Linked DNA regions of Homo sapiens: region 2 is linked to region 1. Evidence: chromatin contacts called from ENCODE Hi-C data. All regions are on one chromosome and are shown on one strand. Each heading gives the region's core, a stretch centred on a gene start or an enhancer-like site at or near the end of the contact. The rest is flanking DNA. Distances are from core to core; before and after follow the strand shown.

Region 1 (5,905 bases), core at 360-2,859:
TCCAAATTTGCTAGGAAAAAAGAAATCCCAATTAGTTTTGAGTATTAACCCTTTCCGTGTAATAAGAGCATTTTAAAAAATTCTGTGTTATAAACAGGATCCAAAGACTGTGTTCAAATTCCATTTTAATAATTTAAAAATTACTTATACCTAGTACACTTCCAGAAATAAAAACAGCACATTTGGTAATTATTTTAGTTTGTTAATGTCAGTAGAATGCTCATAATTTACAAGGATAAATCATTCTCTCCACCCCCAGTTCTGTTTGAATAGAGTGGAATCCAAGGAAAAAAATGATTTCTGATATCAGAAACAGTGTTTTTTCTTCTATTTTCTTTTTTCTTTTTTTAATTATCAGAACTAATTATATATAGTGTTAAAAACTATGCAAAGTTATCTCTAAAACTGGATGGAAACATCCAACACCAGCAATTAAGCCTGGAGCGCTTCAATTAGCGCTCACATTTCTTTTGAAAGAAATGTTTTAGTAAGATGAATGTTTAAATAAAAAGCCTAATTCGTGAACCCATATTATAGATGTTTACAGTTTATTAGCACAGTTAGTGAAGGTAAAACACTTTAACCTTTTAACTATAGCTTGCCAAAATAAATATGTAGTTGAGTGTTGATAAAATGAAGTTGGTGGAATGAAAACTCTTCTTCTCTGATACAGTAGTTTAAATTCTTCTGTACCATGCTCATAAAGCTTAGTTCAGCTTTTTTTTTGTTTTGTTTTTTGAGATGGAGTTTCGCTCTTGTTGCCCAGGCCAGAGTGCGATGGCGTGATCTTGGCTCACTGCAACCTCTGTCCCGCCAGGTTCAAGCGATTCTCTTGCCTCAGCCTCCCAAGTAGCTGGGATTACAGGTGCCTGCCACCATGCCCAGCTAATTTTGTATTTTTAGTAGAGAAGGGGTTTCACCATGTTGGTCAGGCTGGTCTTGAACTCCTGACCTCAGGTGATCTGCCTGCCTCAGCCTTCTAAACTGCTGGGATTACAGGCAGGAGCCACTGTGCCCAGCCCGAGTTCAGCATTTAAAAGTCGCTGATACGTAGCTATTTCTGGATTATGATACTGGTTCCTTTAGAAATTTGACTCTCTTTTTAGCAGAATTATTTTACTAGAAGTATGTTCAACACTGGCTGATACTGAAGTGGCGAAATTTATGTTTGGCCAGTCTGGGAGAGCCAAAAATTACTTGATTGGATCAGGCTGGTAGATTGTAGCAATGTGGCTTGTGGGTGAGGATAGTATAAAGTAGTTGTGGATGGCAAAGTTTGGGGTGAGGAAGGAAAGAAGAGTAGACATTAGAAGAAAAAAAATTCAGAGCACAAAATAAAAGTAAAACCACACCTCCATTTTAGTTCAGTTTGATAGAAACGGCTTGTTGGTAGTTGCCGAGTATTATTAATGCCATCAGGAATAAAATGTGTTAGCTGTCCTAGTAGTCTGGGTTTTGGAAATTACCAGTTCGTGAGTACTGTAAAGAAAGGAGAATTTAGAGTTTTTCATCCATCTTTGCCAAGGTTCCTTTTACATAATTCTTTGATGCACCAGCCATTGTGAAATTCTCCAGAATTGTGGGCAAAGTTAGCCTCAGGAAAAGGAGAGAGAGTTTTGTTGAATAGTGTAGACAAATGCCAGTGGGCAGGAAGCTATGTGGGCATATACTCCCCATTGTGGTTAGGACAAAGGTAGTGTGTGGAAAATGAATCAGTTAGGACAAAGGGAGTGTGGAGAAAGTAAATATAAGAGGCAGTTTCTTGGAATTTGATTCTGATCCTAGAAATGTGAGTTAGAACTGATCAGTGTATAAGAGAAGTGTACTTATTCAAGGGCTCTTGAACAGTAAATATTAATACATAAATGCACTGTACATTTTGCTTATAAAGCTTTTGCAATATGATAAAATTGAAAGTGCTTTTTGCTTTCATTTCTAAGGTACATCCAGGTTATGGATTCCTTTCAGAAAACAAAGAATTTGCCAGATGTTTGGTAAGTTGGTAATGAACCAGAAACTGTTCATTTCTTTTTCAGAAAGCAGTGTGGTAGCATGGCTTTGTAAATGTGGGTAGTGATGGATTATAGAATTTTAATTAACCCAGCAGTTCTTTGAAAATTGTGACAAGTGAAGTGGTTTTAGTCTGAAACTCAACTGTTTATTTGAAGAGTAATTATAAAAACAGAAAAGTTTACAAAATCACCATTACACTGAATGAATGATACCTGGTTTATTATATACTGCATGATATTTGAATTAAAGTTAAAAACTTCAGATTTTTAACTGTAAATATGTTAGGGAGTTTAGTGAGTTATTGTAGTGATTTAATTATTTTGTGGCATTTAATATCAAATCTTACCAATGCCTCTATTTTGGGTGAAGTTGTTTTTAATGATCTAAATGTCCCCTTCCAGCTAGGTGAATTAACGTATGTTTGTTATTAAATTGATTTTTCCAGGTATATTTATAACTTCATTCAAGATGGTACTGAAACCTTATTTTTTAGGTACTAGAATATGATTTTGATTAATGTTTGTACATATGTTTGTTATTAGATCAATTATGCCAGGTACTATCTTAATTTATTCTAATATGTTATACTTGTTTCTGTGGCATACAGTCATGTGTTGCTTAACAGCGTGAATACATTCTGAGAAATGCATCATTAGGCGAGTTCATCCTTGTGTGAACATCACAGAGTCTACTTACAGAAATCTACATGGTAGAGTCTCCCACACACTTAGGCTAAGTGTGTTATAGCCTATTGCTCCTAGGCTACAAACCTATACGTGTTGCTGTACTGGATCCTGTAGGCTGTTGTAATACAGTGGTAGATATTTGTGTATCTAAACATGTAAACAGGGAAGATACAGTTAAAAATACAGTATTAGAATCTATGGAACCACTGTCATACGTGTGGTGCCTCATTGAAATATTCTGTGGAGCATAACTGTACTCGTATTCTGTTCTTCCACGGATTGGAAATTATTTGTGAATGTTGTTATTTTCTAGATGGAATTTCCACTTAAAATCTATAACTTTAACTTGAAACAATTATTAAGATCACAGAATTGTCTATTTGAACCACCTTGCTTTGTGGGTCCAAAACTAAGGCCTAAAGAGATATCCTGAGGGGGCAAATTACATGGACACATCCAGAGGTTCCAGTTTCCCAGGTTTTATGCAGCATATCTACATTTTTTTGTTTATATCCCTTTTTATTTTTTATCTTCCTTGGAATTTTGACCAAGATTCTGTTATTATAAAAACTATTTGAATATAATACTTAAATTTAGATGTGTATGTGTGTATATATATAATGTAATGTATTACATTTAAGTCCGTATAGATGAGAGGTCGGCACACTACAGTCCACAGGACAAATGCAGCCTGCTGCCTGTTTTTGTCAATAAAATTTTATTGAAACACAGCCATGCTCTTTCATTTATGCATTGTCTATGCTGCTTTTGTCCTGTGACAGCAGAGTTGAGTAGTTGTGACAGAGACCATTTGGCCTATCAAGCCTAAAATACTTTTTCTATGGTCCTTTATACAAAAAGTTTGGGAACTCCTGCTATAAATGAATATCCAAATCCAAATTATATGAGTAGGATAAGTGATGTGGTGCCAGTATTATACATTTATTCCTATACAGTTAATACATTTATTTATTTTATATATTATATATAATATTATATACAGTTTATGCATTTTTTCAGTTATTAAAAAAATGCTGCCTTTTTTTTTTTTTTTTTTTTTTTTTTTGAGACATAGCCTTGCTCTGTCACCCAGGCTGGAATGTAGTGGCATGATCTCGGCTCACTGCAACCTCTGTCTCCTGGGTTCAAGCTATTCTGCCTCAGCCTCCTGAGTAGCTGGGATTACAGGCACACACCACCACGCCTGGCTAATTTTTGTATTTTTAGTAGAGACGGGGTTTCACCATTTTAGTCAGGCTGGTCTTGAACTCCTGATGTCGTGATCCGCCCACCTCAGCTTCCCAAAGTGCTGGGATTACAGGCGTGAGCCACTGTGTCTGGCCAAAAAATGCTTCTTTAAAGTCTGTTTAAGGCCTTTGAGAAGGATATATTAATAAAAATGAATCCAATCTGGTTCCCGCGCAGAATGCTGCAGTCCATGGGTGCTATGAGTCCTGGGTGCTCATAGTCATGTTACGGAAAATAAGTTGATACACAAATAACTTCACTTCAGGGAAGAAAATACTGTGAGATAAGATCAATATCTTTGTAAATGAAAGTAAGAAGGATGATTTCCATCTGGGGTTCTACATTAGAGAAAAACCTGTAGAATATACAACCTCCTCCTTTCTTTCACACGAGTTTTCTTTCCAAACCTATTTCCCCATTTCCCTTTTATCAGTGCTGTGCCTCCACCCAGCCTGACTGTGCGCTGCTCCCATGCGTGGCTGGCTCTGCCCTCAGTGCTTTCCTCACTCTCTCTGGGTGGGTGTGCCTGGCCTCCCACCCACCGTGTCTAACTGCTGCCTGCCCTTGAAGGCACAGTTCATATGCAGCCTCTGCGGGGAAAGGGTTCTAGATCCTTCTGTTGAGAAGTAATTTCTTTCCTTGGACTTTTTGTTTCAGTTTGATTGGAATGTTTTTGTTTTTGGAAAAATGATTTGTGCTTTATCTGATACATTGTTTTTACTTAATATCCAGGACTAAAATGATTTTTTGATTTTTTTTGCATAACTGCTGTGTATTTGCTTTAGAAAGTGTACAATAGGCCAAATTCCCCCAATGTAAAAACACACCAAACTTTACAAGACTGATAATTTTTTATGCTGAGTTTACGCGAAGTGGGATTGGATTTTATACAGTCCCTGCTGTCCATGACTTGAAAAAGATCATGTGGGCCGGGCGCGGTGGCTCATGCCTGTAATCCCTGCACTTTGGGAGGCTGAGGTGGGCAGATCACTTGAGGTCAGGAATTCGAGACCAGCTTGGACAACATGGCGAAACCCCATCTCTACTAAAAACATAAAAATTGGCCAGGTATGGTGGCACGAGCCTTTGATCCCAGCTACGTGGGTGGCTGAGGCAGGAGAATCGTTTGAGCCCGGGAGGTGGAGGTTGCAGTGAGCTGAGATCACGCTACTGCACTCCAGCCTAGGCAACAGAGCGAGACTCTGTCTAAAAAAGAAAAAAAAAAAAAGATCATGTCTTTTTGTTATTGCTTAGATAGTTCATAGAAAAAACAAAGCTACACATAATCCTCATAAAAATAGCAATTTTCAATAATTTTAATGTGCTGAGCTAACAGATTTTATTTCCAAGCTGTTTTCTATTCTGTATTTTCCCTGCAGGCTTCTTTTATTATGAGCATTAAAGGACCATCCATGGGAGACTATGAGGATTGTTAGGATGAGGCAAAGACATCTTAACAGAGTTTACAAAGAGCTTTGAAACGTGAAACTACCTTCTCTGGAAAAATGGGATGTTGGCTTGAAGATATTTCTTAGTATTCTGTGTTTTCTTTCTGGTTTTTCTATGTTGTTTTAATCATATTATCATACCTTGTCATTTCAGGTAACATAGCATAAGTTATAGTAATTAGTTTCAAGAGAAACATATGTTAGAATTTGTGTTTTGTGTTTGGATCCTATCTGTGTACTTGAAAGATACACGTATATGTAGATGGATAGTGAGTTCCATCAGGATGCTCAGCGTTGAAAGCATAGGAGGGAACTGTGCTGAGCGTGTGAGGTTTGGCGATTGTGCTCTTTTATCTTCTTTCTTTCTTGAGTTTTTAGCAAGATAAGACATGTAACTACTGTAAAATGAGAGGTAATTTTTAAAATAGCCACTGGGTTAACCAAAAACCTTTTAAATAGCTGTGGCATCCAGTGTGGGCAAGGGTCACATAGTTTTGTTCCTGGAAGTGT
Region 2 (5,905 bases), core at 149-2,648, 360 kb after region 1:
TGTTTTGGGAAGTACTTTCCTTAAAAGTGCTGCTTACTCTCTAGTATGCTGTGCTCAAAGCATCCATTGAAGTCATGCCAGGGAATAATACTCCGATGAGGAACTTTTTGCATGATTCCTGGAACAAATGTCTAATTGGGAAGAAGAGTTGAGGAAAGGTTAATTCTGCAATCTGTACAGTACCAGAGCACTTCCATTACTTGGTAAATAAAATGTAGCATCACAGTTTGAAGTTTTTCATCTTGATCTTGTGACATTAAAGCACAAATCAAAGCTATATTATTTCCTCGAGATAACTTACATGGATGAATTGATAGGATGCACACATTTTCTTAGAACATGGATAGAAATCTCTACTGATGAGCAGCAAAAGTGAAAAGAAAACAATTTAGGAGGCAACCAGATTTCCAGGTACACTTAAATACTTGCATTTTTATTCATGTGCAGGAAAATAGCATCCGGACATGACTGTCTCTCATGGATGAGGTGGTGATTCCGTTTTGTATCTCAGGTCACTGGGACTTACATTTTAGTGCCTCCTGATTTCTCAATAGTACAGATAAAATATCTGCTTAACATTGAGGAAAAAATCAGGTAGTTGGCATTGGCTTCTAGAAAAGTATTTGCAATAAATGTGAATATTAAGAAAACATGATCAGTTTTAGTTGTTTGAATGACCAGCCCTGAAACTAATATGCGAAGTTAGAAAACCGACTTAACAGCTGCTTTACCTGGTGATACAGAAATAGAACTGTCCACTTTTTCAGAAAGGCATAAAAGAGGCTACGTGGCTGTGAATTGTTGTTTGCTGTGAAAGCATTGATACTCCTGGAAGAAAGCCCTCTTTAAGACTGTCTAATGCCCACGTGTTAAGGATTTGGGAGAGGCCATAAGAAAAATTACGTGTGTGTGTGTGTGTGTGTGTGTAATGTGTGTAAAATTCAGGGGAGGACATCTTCCTTCTCCAGAGTTAGGGTCGTAAGAGGATAGTCTCGTGGCCTTGACATTAAGAATCGTTCACTTGCACGTGACATTATCAGAGCTGTCAGTGGAATCTTCTAGTGACTAGATATGTAGGTTCGTAAACAATATAAGGGTTTTGTTTTGTTTTTTTCATTTTTCTTAAGTTTTTTTTCTGGAAGGCATCTATCTAGTCTGTATACTGCCAGCCTGAGCTTTCCACTCCTAATTGTGTGGCTTTAATTATAAAATCGTGTGTGTGTGTGTGTGTGTGTGTGTGTGTGTGTGTGTGTGTGTTTCAAGTAAGTGTTTTCCTTAAATCCTTTTCTAACACCTGAATCCAAACCGGAGTGGAGGGAGGGCGGGCAGGGATGAGGGAGACCACTCCTGCCTCAAGCCTGGAGGGCAAGAGGGTGAGACTGCAGCCCTGGCCCCTCACACGGCCCTCAAGGAGGTTGCTCAGAGGCAGTAAACGGGGCGCTCCCAAGGCCAGATCAGCGCAGCCTTCTGGTTTCTTTAACAGCTGCTGGCTCCTGATCTGACTTTCCCACATACCGAAAGGGTTTGGCCTTTGTACGTTCCATTTCCTGGTTAATAATTGAATGTAGAAAAGCAAGGCATTTCGTAAATGGGAACAATGTGATATCAGTCCTTGGTTCATTGATGTAGCTCAGATATTAAAAACACCCACCAATAATTAAATGTGTGTACTCATTAAGAATGGTTTGAGAACTGTTAAAAATATGTTACGGCAGAGCAACGGGGCCTATATTTTATGCATTCCTTTAAATTCAGAGTACCTGGGGGGCACGCGTAGTGAACAGGCTCAGGACCTCGGGATCTGTCAGCTCCCTCCTAAGTTCTGTTTGCGGGGGCTGCTCAGGTGGGGCGTATACTTGCTTTTATTTGTCTTTTTTGGTACTTGCAGAACTTCCTTTCATATTCTGTGCCATTGTGTTTTGATGAAACAGCCTTTTCTCTTGAATTACTGCTTGTGAAAAATGTCCCAAACCACTAATACCGAAACCCAATGCAGCCTGAGAAGTTTCATCGTCGGCTCTTAGCGCAACTTCTATAGTTAAATTCTGCTTAGTGTAATTAAAACACAAGAAGCTTCCTTGGACCAGAGGCACGTCACTTACTTGAGGCCATTGTGAGGAAACACTACCTGTCACGTTGAAATTTTGCGGTTTTAAGTGATTTTAACACCGCGGGGCGTGTTGTGTTTTCCTCCGCACTAACAATAGCCGGGCGAGGTTCCCCTTTTATGGGTGGGAAGATAATGGAGTCAGTCTCCTTGGTGTATTTTCAAGGAAAATAAGGACCCTAAAACAACTAAGGGCCTTACAAGTATTCTGTTTTTCTTTGAAATGTTACTTTTTATCGTTTAAATTCCAGTAATCTATCATGTTTCTGTTTAGCTTAGCTGAAGTAAAACTTGACCAATCGTAGAATGGTGGGCCTGGCAATAAGTTCTAAAAAAAGTGTCACATAAATCGTAATGAACAAATCTGTTTTGTGAAGTAAACAATTTGAACACAGTTTAAAAACCTCAGGAAGAAGAGATGTGGGGTGGCCGTTGAGAAGTAGTGAATCCGCTCGGGGCGCTTGGTGTGGCAGGGCCTTGTGCACTGATTCATTTGAAACACTCAGCCTGCCCTAAACACAGAAGCTGTGTTTTATTTGAAGGGCTTCTGTAGGGTTCACACAGCAAAAGTTCCTAATAACTTTTTCAGTGTCTGTTATATACTATTTAACATTAAATGTGGCAGGTCACATTTTAAATGATTGTGTAATAGTTTTTCCGAACACGTGGAGAGAGGATGTTAATACACAGTAAAATGCAGGTAAGCAAACAAATCAATAAGAAAGTACAGTGGATTATTAAGGTCCAGAATCAGTAATATAATTTAGGAAACAACTGATAGAATAAATTTTAGTGCCTTTTTATATGCCTTCTGAAAATGTTTCTGCAGTAACTCATTTCAGTTTGAAAACTCGTTTTCTTAGACTCGTAACACTATTGTAAACTGGGAGCACTTCTGTAATCAAAGTTAGCATGACTCAGCTGTTTCAAACTTCTACCTTTATGATACTCTTGAACAGAAATGTTAGAAATATATATATTTTCAGAATAACGGTAGAATACATTTTTCCACATGTCAAATTAGACTTATAGCTGCTGAATTTATTGCATAATTTTCACTTTGACTTTGAAGTCAAATAAAGTCATGATGAGCACATTCGCTTTGTTAGCCTTTTGATATCAGAAACAAAACCACCCCATAAGATAGTCACCCAAGGAGGCATTTTAATATTGCATTTAGTTAAGATTCTTTCAAGTAATGTTCGTATTCTGCAGTCATCACAGATTTGCATCAGAAATACTCATTTAATACACCAAACAAATGAGAAACAAACCATAAGCTGCTATATACTCATCTGCATTTCTTTCTTTCTTAACAATTAGTGAAACCAGGTGAAAGAATAGATTGAAATTAAGTACCTGTTGCTGCTTTTTCTTGCGAATTAGCCCATTCGATATTAGACTTCGGGATATTTTGGTGGGGCTAAGATGAAAAGATCCACCTCGTGATGGAATTGACCTTCAGCAGGGGACAGTGAGGTGTCTGCGGTTGTTCCTCTTGTGAACAACGCCTTAAAGGCGAGAAACAGCCTACTGTACAGTGTGCCAGGGAAAGCATCACATCGGTGGGCGTCGGTGGCAACACCACTTACACTTCACCCTGATTTTGTTTCCTCCTTGCACGTGCTCCTTTGACAGGGCAGGCTCCCAAGCAGGTGTGCAGTCAGGGCCACAAGACACAGGCACCCCATCCCATCTCAGAGTCTGACGTCCCCTCCTCCCCTTTGTCTCTAAGCCTCATGTAACTGAGCTTATAGCCGACCATACAGAACTGGCAAACTTGGTGAGATACCTTTATTTTTTATTTCTTAAACAAGATTTTAAAATTTCATAAGCTCTCACGTATCCTAACGAGAAGGCAGGGCTGGGCCCTCCCGACGGGTGTTTGCCTGGCATCGCGCTTGTGTGCCTCATGCAGCCCAGGCTCGCTCACTGCATCTTTCCCTGGCAGAGGGGCTAGCCTGGCTGCTTCATAGACTTTCCAGTTTCTGGATACCTTGATTTACAATCACAAAATAATTGCAGTAATTAAATTTATATGTTTTATAGCAATAGTTATTCAAGCAGTTTATTTGACAAGATGCCAGTTTTCACCCAAACCTCAGATTGTATCTCACAGCATGTACACAGAGATCCATGCATTTGTTAACATTTTAAGACTTTAAAATTATGAAATACTACAAACATGCAGAAAGTTACAGAGAAGAATCCAACAAGCACTCCTGTGCCCTTTGTTCACCATTTCCATATGTGTTTCAAATTTTATTTAACAATGAGACATTACATATAACATGAACTTCCCCTGTGGCAAGCTCCTCCATCTCATTCCTGTCCTGTCTTCTTCAGAGGTAACGACTACCCCTGGATTTGGCCTTTTAATCTTTTCCAGATAACATTTATTTTTAAATGTTAAGAGTTGGTTTTTGGCCGGGCGCGGTGGCTCACGCCTGTAATCCCAGCACTTTGGGAGGCCGAGGCGGGCGGATCACGAGGTCAGGAGATCGAGACCACGGTGAAACCCCGTCTCTACTAAAAATACAAAAAATTAGCCGGGCGCAGTGGCGGGCGCCTGTAGTCCCAGCTACTCGGGAGGCTGAGGCAGGAGAATGGCGTGAACCCGGAAGGCGGAGCTTGCAGTGAGCGGAGATCGCGCCACAGCACTCCAGCCTGGGCGACAGAGCGAGACTCCGTCTCAAAAAAAAAAAAAAAAAAAAAAAGAGTTGGTTTTTGTTGGAGGTAACAAATATCTATTAGTAGATAAGAGGAGGCAGAAAAAGATGAGGAGGTAAAAAAATATCTATTAGTACTGGGAATTTTTACAGTTGAATATACTCAATGATAATTATAAAATAAAAAATATTTATGTGGATCAGTATATTAAATATTATAGGAGAGTCTTCTCCAAGCTTGGCGTTTGATTTTTCAGGAGTGATCTGCTTGGGAGTAGAAGGTGTTTTCTTTGTTTTCAACATTTTTATAAGTGACCATTCTCAGCCTTACCAAGATGTAAACTATCTTTTTCTCTTTTAATAAAAATAAAAGTTTACAAAAAATCATCCTTTCACGGAGCGCTTTCAGGCAGCATGCTTTACGAAGGTAGAGGGTCCAGGCTAATTTCCAAAGGTATTGTGAATGACATCAGTTTCCACTAGTTCTCTTTGTAACTGCAGGCTTTGGCTCTGATTTTGAGCTAACTTAGAGGGCAGCAGGGAGTCATATTTTTCTTCATTTTAAGGAATTTTAAAAGAAACTGGACTTGTTTTATATCGGCCACAAGTCTGTACTCTTACCCTTAGCCCCTTGGGTGCTGCCCAGTTCTGGGGAGCCCCACTTGAGAGACAAGGGGAGCACCAGGCAGACGGCACGTGTGCCTGAAGTCCCGAGCCGGCAGCGGGGCTGGACGGGTGGCCCCTGGGTTCCCGCGCCCTCCAGAGTGAGGCCGCTCGTGCATGGGCCATTAAAGGAGTCTTCAGCCGGAGAAAGGGCTGGGCGGCGTCTCCTGCCCGCCTGGTCTGTCTTTGTAATTTGATGATGGTTCCATCCTTGCTCAAATACTGCAGTCTCCCGTGGCCTCCTCCCCGTCTCGCTTTACATGAAGATGTTGGGATGTGAATACACGTTTCTTCTTCAGGAAATATCAGGGGATATTTACCAGCCTATCTTACCGGCTCAGAGGAAGTTGCTATTAATATAATCAGATGCGAGCAGGCAGTGCCTTTTCACTCAATCTGAGATGCCTTTTTTTGTGACTGTTAACTGAACCTTTCTTCAGATCTAAGGGCCTTAAAATGTGTGGCA

The links. A loop is a pair of places that touch in the nucleus more often than their neighbours do.
Region 2: a loop to region 1 is called in a map of Caco-2, with 4 times the contacts of the local background. The contact joins two enhancer-like sites. A Hi-C loop is called at or near these places in 3 of 168 maps with a recorded cell type or tissue (Caco-2, IMR-90 and MCF 10A).

Annotation. Positions count from the first base shown.
Region 1 is chr13:100,155,347-100,161,251 of GRCh38, forward strand. It overlaps PCCA (propionyl-CoA carboxylase subunit alpha), which reads left to right. Exons shown (of 24, transcript NM_000282.4): 6 at 1,941-1,994. Among named protein-coding and RNA genes, the nearest start is that of PCCA, 69 kb to the left of the region's middle. RefSeq lists enhancers at 3,917-4,418, 4,419-4,918. Within about 2 kb of position 1,610, at least 2 of the 41 ENCODE cell types and tissues checked have a DNase peak (open chromatin) inside an H3K27ac peak, as active enhancers do.
Region 2 is chr13:100,515,834-100,521,738 of GRCh38, forward strand. All of the region lies in intron 22 of PCCA (propionyl-CoA carboxylase subunit alpha), which reads left to right. Among named protein-coding and RNA genes, the nearest start is that of PCCA-AS1, 38 kb to the left of the region's middle. RefSeq lists enhancers at 1,229-1,953, 1,402-1,696, 3,404-4,069 and a silencer at 1,402-1,696. Within about 2 kb of position 1,399, at least 7 of the 41 ENCODE cell types and tissues checked have a DNase peak (open chromatin) inside an H3K27ac peak, as active enhancers do.